2 separate regions of the Mus musculus genome follow, and region 2 is linked to region 1. Evidence: chromatin contacts called from ENCODE Hi-C data. All regions are on one chromosome and are shown on one strand. The core of a region is the stretch at or near the end of the contact, and the rest is flanking DNA. Distances in the headings are between cores, read along the strand shown.

Region 1 (4,047 bases), core at 509-3,008:
CCACTGGAAGATCTGTATCCTCATTTGGCCTTTCCTTCAAGAGTATCTGGGTTTTCTGAGGGCAACGCTGTATTTGCAATTCAGTGACATTCAGATCTATGTCTAAATTTCATTTGTTGTTGAAACTGATTATAAAGAAAAGGAAAATAAATAAAAGGAGACTGGAGAGGCTGAATCATGCATGTCCATTCCAGAATTGCAGTTGCTCTCCTTGGTGAGGCTGTTCTGGCTGTGGAAGTCTAGTTTCTTCCAGGCGTGTGTGTGTGTGTGTGTGTGTGTGTGTGTGTGTGTGTGTGTGTGTGTGTGTGTGTGTGCATGTCCACCTGGTCAATCATCCTGGCTCACAGAGCTGCCTGTATTTTATAACTGCATGTGATGTCATGGCAATGACCCAACTAGGCCGACAGATTCCTGACAGGGGTGTTTCCCCAGACGTGTCTAGAGCGTCTTGATTTCCTTCACTTGTTCTCTCCAATGCTTCTTCTCCAGTTCTGGCTAAACACTGTCACCACCGTGAGTGGTAAGCTGCCATCTGAAGTGAAGTGACACACCGCAGCATGAAGCACTAGATGCAAATGGGAACATGGGATCTTAAGAAAGAATACTTCTGAAGCCCAGATCATTCAGCAGAGAAAAATCGTGCGAAGACTTAGGTGTTTTGGTAGGACTTGTTCATTTAAGTTGCACATCATTGCCTCTTCAGCTCAGTCCGAAGAGCAGATGCCCATTGTGAGCCTGCAGGTGCGATCTGGCTTCTCATCTCCCTGCTGCTGCTTCCTATTCTTCCACTGCCTGTCCATCCTGCCTAGACGGGGCTCCCGTGACTTCCAAAGACTTCCATAACTCTGTGGACCTCCCAGATGTTCAGTCTGCTAACCCAAGCCAGTTTTGCAAAGTCTAGATTCTTCAACTGAAAGATCAAGGTCCAGCTGTTGAAATAGCTGCCGGTGGCTTCTTAGTTACCAGAAAGAGTTATCCTGTTTGATGACTTGACTTTAGGGGAAGAAACAGTGTTCATGGTCAACCCAGTTGGCATCCCAAACTGTTACTTTTAGCTGGAGTCCCAGTAGGGAGACTTGAGCCCAAGATCCTCTTGATGTGATGATTGGTCCCACAAACTTCCGAGGCTCTTCATCTACACCTAGCTCTGAGCAGCCTTGCCTGTGAAGATATGCTCTTTACTAGGACATGCTAGGCTAAGTATGCTCTGAGGCCATGAGGGAACAGAAGAGTATAGAACACTCATTCCAAATCACACTGTGATACAACACCTGTTATACAAGAGATAGTGATCATAAACACCTCTCTCTCTGCAACCAGGACACCTGAATAACTCACTGACAAAAATCAGCCCTTCATTTCTTTGATTCATGATCACCATAGTTCCTGGGGTGAGTAACCCTTTCCTCTGCATGTCCTAGATTAAAAGGGCAGTTTCTTAGGCAAACTTTAGTCTAAAATCCCACTACTCATCATTCCATGAGCGAGGAAAAAGGATCTGGGAAAACACTTAATTTGGGGGCTTCCTGCCATCAAATAACTAGACTTCTCTTTATATAGTTGAGTTCACTCACAGAAAACGGCATACAGTTTCTGCTCACTTCAACATGCCTTCCTTGGGCATGCAGGCGCCTGGTTGTGTGCTAGATCTTAAGGATGTAAAAATAGCTAACAGGACTTCTTTACTCAAGCAGTTTATAATCCAGTGAGAAGATCCAAACGCCTTATGTAATCATGTTATATATGCAAGCAGAGTGCTCTGTACAAGGTTCAGACACAGACACACTATCAAGAAGGAAGGTGCCGAGCCTGTAGATGTAGAAGCCTCTGGCAAAGGTCCCAATAGGAGATTCTGCCACATGGCTAGTTATATGCTTCCTGAAGACTGGTGGCCTGAGCAGACAGATCTTCTCTGTCTCTAGAAACCTTACCAGAAACAACACAGGGATCTTTTTCAAAAGGAATACATCTTGGGGGACACAAACAAAGGAAAGGAAATAATATCAAACAAACAAGCAAAGCAGATGGACTCTTGCTAACAGACTCTGCAAAGCTCCGAAGGCTGAGCTTTTAGCTGGCAGCAGAAGCAACTGAACAGTAGAGCCCAGGAAAGCACAAGAGACGTCCAACAACAAGGGTGGAAAATAAAGATGGACATAGGAGAAATGGCTGACAACTGGTTTAAGAGGCAGGAAGCATCCAGTGGCATCTTCTTACTCTCTACATGTCCAAGGCTTTGCTCTTGCGCCATAGCAAAGGACTCCATGGAGTGGACTAGAGGGTTGCTGGGATGGAGACAGGGAACAGGAAAGCCAGAGATGCTTTCCTAACAACAGGACTCCTGGGACTCTCAGGCAGGATTTAAGAGCCTTCTGCATCTGCAGCCAGAGCCTTACTACCTAGGCCATCCCTGCTATCACAACAGGACATGGTCCACAGTGAAGCAGCCTAGCCAGGTCTCCTAACAATGAAGCTATTTATAGTTGACAGCTCCCATTCGCCAGCAAGGAGCTTCTCGGTGCCTGCTTTTCATCTCGAAAGGACAGACCAGAACTTCCAGATGTTTGAGAAAAGGCTCTCTCATACCAAAACCTCCTTAGCCCACAACATCGTTTTAAGAAAAGAAAATTTTTTAAAAAGGTATTTAGAAGACTTTCAAGACAAAGACATTCTCTCTCTCTCTCTCTCTCTCTCTCTCTCTCTCTCTCTCTCTCTCTCTCTCTCTGTGTGTGTGTGTGTGTGTTTGTGTGTGTGTGTGTGTGTGTGTGTGTGTGTACAGATGGGGGAGAGAGAGAATCAATATTTTTTCAAGAGTTTTATTGTTGAAACAAACATAGTGTTCTCTTTTAAAATGAGGGAACATTCAAAAATCAAATATTAAAGCTCTCTCTGAAGTGAAAACTTTGAAAGCATGAACATATACTTGGCAGATAACCTTGAAAAAATTCCTCACAGAACAAAAACATACAAAGACAAAGAATACAAGAAATGAATAATATTAAATTAGAAAAACAGCTTCAAATACTAAGAAATTCCCAAAGGAAGAAGAACAAAGTCAGAATGAGTCCCACTTTCCCAGGTCTCCAGGGAAGGACCACGTGGATTGCCGAGGAGCATGAGGTGGACAGCACCAGTGACGAGCAAAACCTCACTTCAAGGGATATCACTGTAAAAACTTCACACTCCATGAGAAAGAAGCCCCTTCCTGCTTTCAGCAAAGTCACACACAGAGGATCAAGAGGCAACAATGCCCATGGCGGGCCTCAGTGTCTTCTCTTCACTGACCACTGGTCCATTGGCAATGACACCAGAAATTAGAAGTGAGACACTGATTTTAAAATTATGAAGAAAAATAACGCCAATTCAGGAGTCTATATGTGGGCAAACTGTCAATCAAATATCAAGGGAGAATAAGTCCATTTTCAGGCTCTGAAATTTTCAATATTTAATGTCCTTTATATGTTTCTCTAGGGTGTGGTCTCGCAAACAGAGGGAAGAATAATAAGATGAGACAATATGGGATCCAAGAAGAAACGATCCAGCGCAAGCAAGGGGAAAAGAAGATTCTGGGATGGTGATGAAAACTGAGACAGACAGGTGCTTGGCAGGTCTGTAGTGCAAACAGCACAGACTGAAGAAGAAAGAGAGAAGGCATCTAGATCATTCCAAGGTTAAAATGATGGAATTAATGTGTGGTGCATAATACATTGAGAAGAAATTTACATACGTGGAAAATGTGTAGGTAAAAATTGATGCTGAGTGAACAGGAACGTACACAAATGAAGAATTGGGACAATTATTAACTCCAGGGAAAATTAAAAGTTGTACAAGAAAGGAAATGTAATGGTGCTTTTACTACAGGGGCATGCTGTGAATACAGTCATAATTATGTAAACACTGAACACAGATCTCACTAAAAAACGATGATATAAGTCTTCTGGGAGGTTGGGGAAAGGAAAATTGTGGAGGCAGGGGAAGGAGGTGCTAAAGAGAGAGAGAAATCTTCCTCTTTCATAGTGAGAACTTAATAGAGAGTCTCCAAGAGTG
Region 2 (4,047 bases), core at 977-3,476, 330 kb before region 1:
ACCCTCTTCCTATTTTCTGTTCCCCACTGTGTTGGCCAAGTCTCTGGTCCGTGTCTGAAGTGCTCTCTTGCCCTGGGCTTCTGCTGGGGAATACAGTTTGTTCCTCATATTATCCACGTATGGAAAACAACAACAACAGCAACAACAACAACCCACTTCTGGTGTAAAAATGGCTCCAGAATGCATGCTAGAGTCTTCACTAGTTCTTGCAACTTGCATGTGCTCTGAGTAGCTGGGGGCACAGTGACCCTGCAGCTGCTTCCGGTCTCCAGTGCTTTAGGACTCTTTCCTGTCAATAGCTGCTGAGGCAGATTTGGGTTCCCGTGCAGCAGTGTCCCTGGGGAGCTCTGTTGAGCCTGTGATGAGATCTTTACAAGCCTGACAGACTGAGAAAAGAGTGGCTACATAGATGTTCACAAAATTACATTTGTTCAACATGAAGTTGAATTAAAGAAATTCTTTTGACATTGAAATCATGTTTTGACATGATAAAAACCAAAAAAAAAAGAAAAAAAGAAAAACAAACAAACAAACAAAACAAAACAAAAAACCAATCTAACCTGTGGTCATCCCAGTTTCTTCCAATTTTTTAACAATTCTTTGATCTTTGAAAACTAAAAATAAATATTTTGCTAACACAAATTATGTTCCTATGGTAAATCAATATGATCTATTTATGTAATTATACCAATATAAATAATTAACTTGTAAATGAATATAGCTATTAGCTGCTTGATACCCACGGTTTCTTTTCTGTTCTAATGACACTGAAGGTTTTGTGTGTATGTGTGTGTGTGTGTGTGTGTGTGTGTTTTGAGGTCTAATAGTCACTTCTATGACTTGTCACCAAATGAGTATCTTAGGGAACTGATATGGCTGAGCTGACTGGTGAATTCATTAAGGAATGTGGTAATGTTAGGCATTGAGCTACACTGAGCACATCCATGTTGGCTCCCAGGTTTTATTTCTTTACCATTTCTGTCTCCTTTGATGACTTTAGGCAAGCCATTTGACCTGTAATAGTCATTTTCCTCTACTGTGAGTTTGACTATAGATTCAGTACTTAGTTCTCAAAGTGGCTTTCAGTAACTAGATAAAAATATGGAGGAGCTCTTTGTGAACCAGATAATGCTCCATGGATGTAAGCTGTCATGAAAATAACATAAGATTATAAGCATACGTGTTAATCTCTATTATTGAGATTTATAAAGAAGATGTTCCACACATTATCTTCTAACATGTTTTGACAGATATGGTCAGAGAGGTCCCTTGGAAATAAAGGTAAAATGTATACCCAGAATATTATTAGTATCATTCTCCTTTCTTTGTGTACAAAACCTTAAAATATCATGACCTTTTTTGATCATTTCATTGATAATATAAAACAAAGCCGCAATAGAATAGTTTTATAAAAAACACGTTTCTCAGTGATTAGAGACAAAAGTAAGTGTAGTAGCTTGGGTTCCTTCCCATGGGACTCCATGTACATCTGAATGATCTTGGTATGTACCCCACATGCCTTTGAGGGTATCTCTTCTATCATCAGAGCTATCATCAGCTTCCTTAACAATATGGAAGCAAAGGCAGAATTAAAAGGGCATGAGGCATGCTACACCTCTTGTGTGCACAGGTTCAAGACTTTGATAGTACATGTCCCCCGAAAATGAACCATGCTGGAAGAGTCAGTTAGGTTGCTGTATCTGTCGACAGCTTCCCTTTCCCTTTCTCTGTGTTTCCATTCTGGCTTCTGTCATCTTCTTTCCTCTCTAGTTGACAGGCTGGTTGTCCTTATCAGATGGCTTTGGGATGGTAGGACAGCCCCCTAGGAGTGTGCTCCAGGGTCAAGCTATGAAGGAACAGCAGCAAGATATCCATGATTAGATCACTGTGATACTCTCTTTGCGGAGAGTTTTTATGGTTCCCAGCACTTCAAATCCCATTGCCTAAATGTCAGTAGTCTGGTGACACAGCCTATAGCCCTTGCTATTCTATAGAGATGTTACTATGAGCACCCCAACCCCCATTGCATCATATGTCCAGGAAAGGTTGCCACAGAGCTTAATTGCTGGTGTTTATTTAGTCTACGTGTGCTTGAGTGTGACAGAGTGAGAGAGGGGTACAGACCTGTCTTTTGTACCCATGTTATTTATTGCATTTTTGTCTTACGACTTCCATTTAGAGCTAACGAAGCTGCAAAGTAGGTTATTTAAGCTGAATCTCGGGTGGGTGCTGTTAGCAAGTGGAGAAGTGGGTGGCAAAGAGAGAGAAAGATGGGAGACCGAGCTGAAGAGATTCACACAGTGTGGTGCTTTGTCCTGCAGTACTGCAGGTCATAGGCATGCTGCAGCTTGCAGCTATGAGCCTCTTTGTCCAAGGGTAAAGACTTTGTCTCAGGCACTTGGAAAGAAGCCTCCTGCAGGCAGGTACACACACGCACACGCACACGCACACGCACACACACACACACACACATACACACACACACATACATACACACACACATACACACACACACACACACACACACATACACACACACATACACACACATACACACACACACACACACACACACACACACACACACACACACTAGTGTAGCACTGAAAATCATATGCAACCTGAAGTGAGTGGGTTTTTTCTCTTTTCTGGGAAGGAGGCTCCTTATTTAATTAACTTCCTGCCTTTCACTGCAGCATGCACCACTACCTGTTCTGATCCCATGTGCCTGATAAAGGGCAGATGGAAGAGGAGGAAGAATGATGCCTTTAGGTCACAGCATTGTCACCTGTCCAAATGCCATTTCAAGAGTCTTCTCTTGAAGGAGTGGTCGTCATCTCCTGCACACAGCTCAATGTGTGTTTGTGCAGATGTGCATGTGTACCTGTCTGTGCTCAGATTCTCTGTGTGCGTGTGCATGTGGGTAGCCCGTTGTCCTTTCTGAAGGTTTTAGTTGATCGAAACCATTCATCAGTCGTCTTTTGGTTGGGTTTAATGAAGGGTCTTTCATGAGCACCAGAAGTCCTGTATAGGATTCCCAATACAGAGCTAGATGAAGTAGAAAGGGAGAGGATAACAACCGAGGAAGTAGAAGCTCCCGATTTTGTATATGCTGGGACAGTGAATCAGTGACATGTGTCTGAGGTTGCGCTGTCCTTGGGGTAGGGACCTAAGTCCTCAAGACCAAAGAAGGAGGAAGACTCAGGAAGAATGACAAGTAAGAATATAGGGATAGAGGGCCAAGGGCAGGCAGGACTCCTGTGGCTCTCTCTACTCTTGTAACAAAGGAGCAGCCTGGGGTTGTAAATCATCTACGTCTCATACTCCTCCTTAATTAAATTCCTGTTGTAATTGGGAAGAGTTTCCATATTCTCTACAGCTATGGCCACCTATCTCTTTCATTAGACCCACCCAGTATTTATAGCCTCCTTGAGATTTGGACCCTCTGTGGCTTTACAGTTGGGGGTCTATACAGTAGTGAATGGGCAGTTGGTTTTAGAGGAGACAAGGGAGTATGCTGTGTTTTGCCAATGGTATTTTGTTTTCCAGGGCTGCAGTTGTGACTCTCTCAGTGGGCGAACATTCCGTCTCCATCAGATATCTATGGGCCTCTTTTATCTCCTTTCTTCTCTTCTCCCAGGACAAAACATGTACCTGAGATCTCTATAAACATCAGACTAGAAAAAAATATGAGCGATAAAAGACAGAAAAACTAGAGACAGGTATGCCTAATCTATTCATCTGATACCTACTGTGTGTATATAGTCTTGAGGGTGACTTTGATTAGTCTTTATTTTATAAACCAAGTGATCCAGGTCTGTTCAAGGTTTTATAGCTACTCAGATGGAGAGTTTTGCCTTGTTGAACTAGATAGCCCCGTTTCTTTCAATTCCTCCCTGCTTCCATGAGTTAGAACAGAATTGGAAAAAGTAGGTGATTTGAAGAGGTCAGATTAATTTATGTACCACATACCAGAGTGCTTACTTTGTGACTCCTGGGCCTATTAGCTATGGGAAGGCAGAAGCTCCTGGTCTTGAGGAGAGAAGC

Evidence for each region. Hi-C counts contacts between places; a loop is a spot of excess contacts on that map.
Region 2: a map of left cerebral cortex shows a loop between it and region 1 (2.3-fold over the local background). The contact joins two enhancer-like sites. A Hi-C loop is called at or near these places in 3 of 37 maps with a recorded cell type or tissue (left cerebral cortex and v-Abl transformed pro-B cells).

Annotation. Positions count from the first base shown.
Region 1 is chr1:154,284,010-154,288,056 of GRCm38, reverse strand. No RefSeq gene overlaps it. Among named protein-coding and RNA genes, the nearest start is that of Gm30465, 22 kb to the right of the region's middle. Within about 2 kb of position 1,758, at least 1 of the 3 ENCODE cell types and tissues checked has a DNase peak (open chromatin) inside an H3K27ac peak, as active enhancers do; it is left cerebral cortex, where a contact is called at or near this core.
Region 2 is chr1:154,614,154-154,618,200 of GRCm38, reverse strand. All of the region lies in intron 6 of Cacna1e (calcium channel, voltage-dependent, R type, alpha 1E subunit), which reads left to right. Among named protein-coding and RNA genes, the nearest start is that of Cacna1e, 110 kb to the left of the region's middle. Within about 2 kb of position 2,226, at least 1 of the 3 ENCODE cell types and tissues checked has a DNase peak (open chromatin) inside an H3K27ac peak, as active enhancers do; it is left cerebral cortex, where a contact is called at or near this core.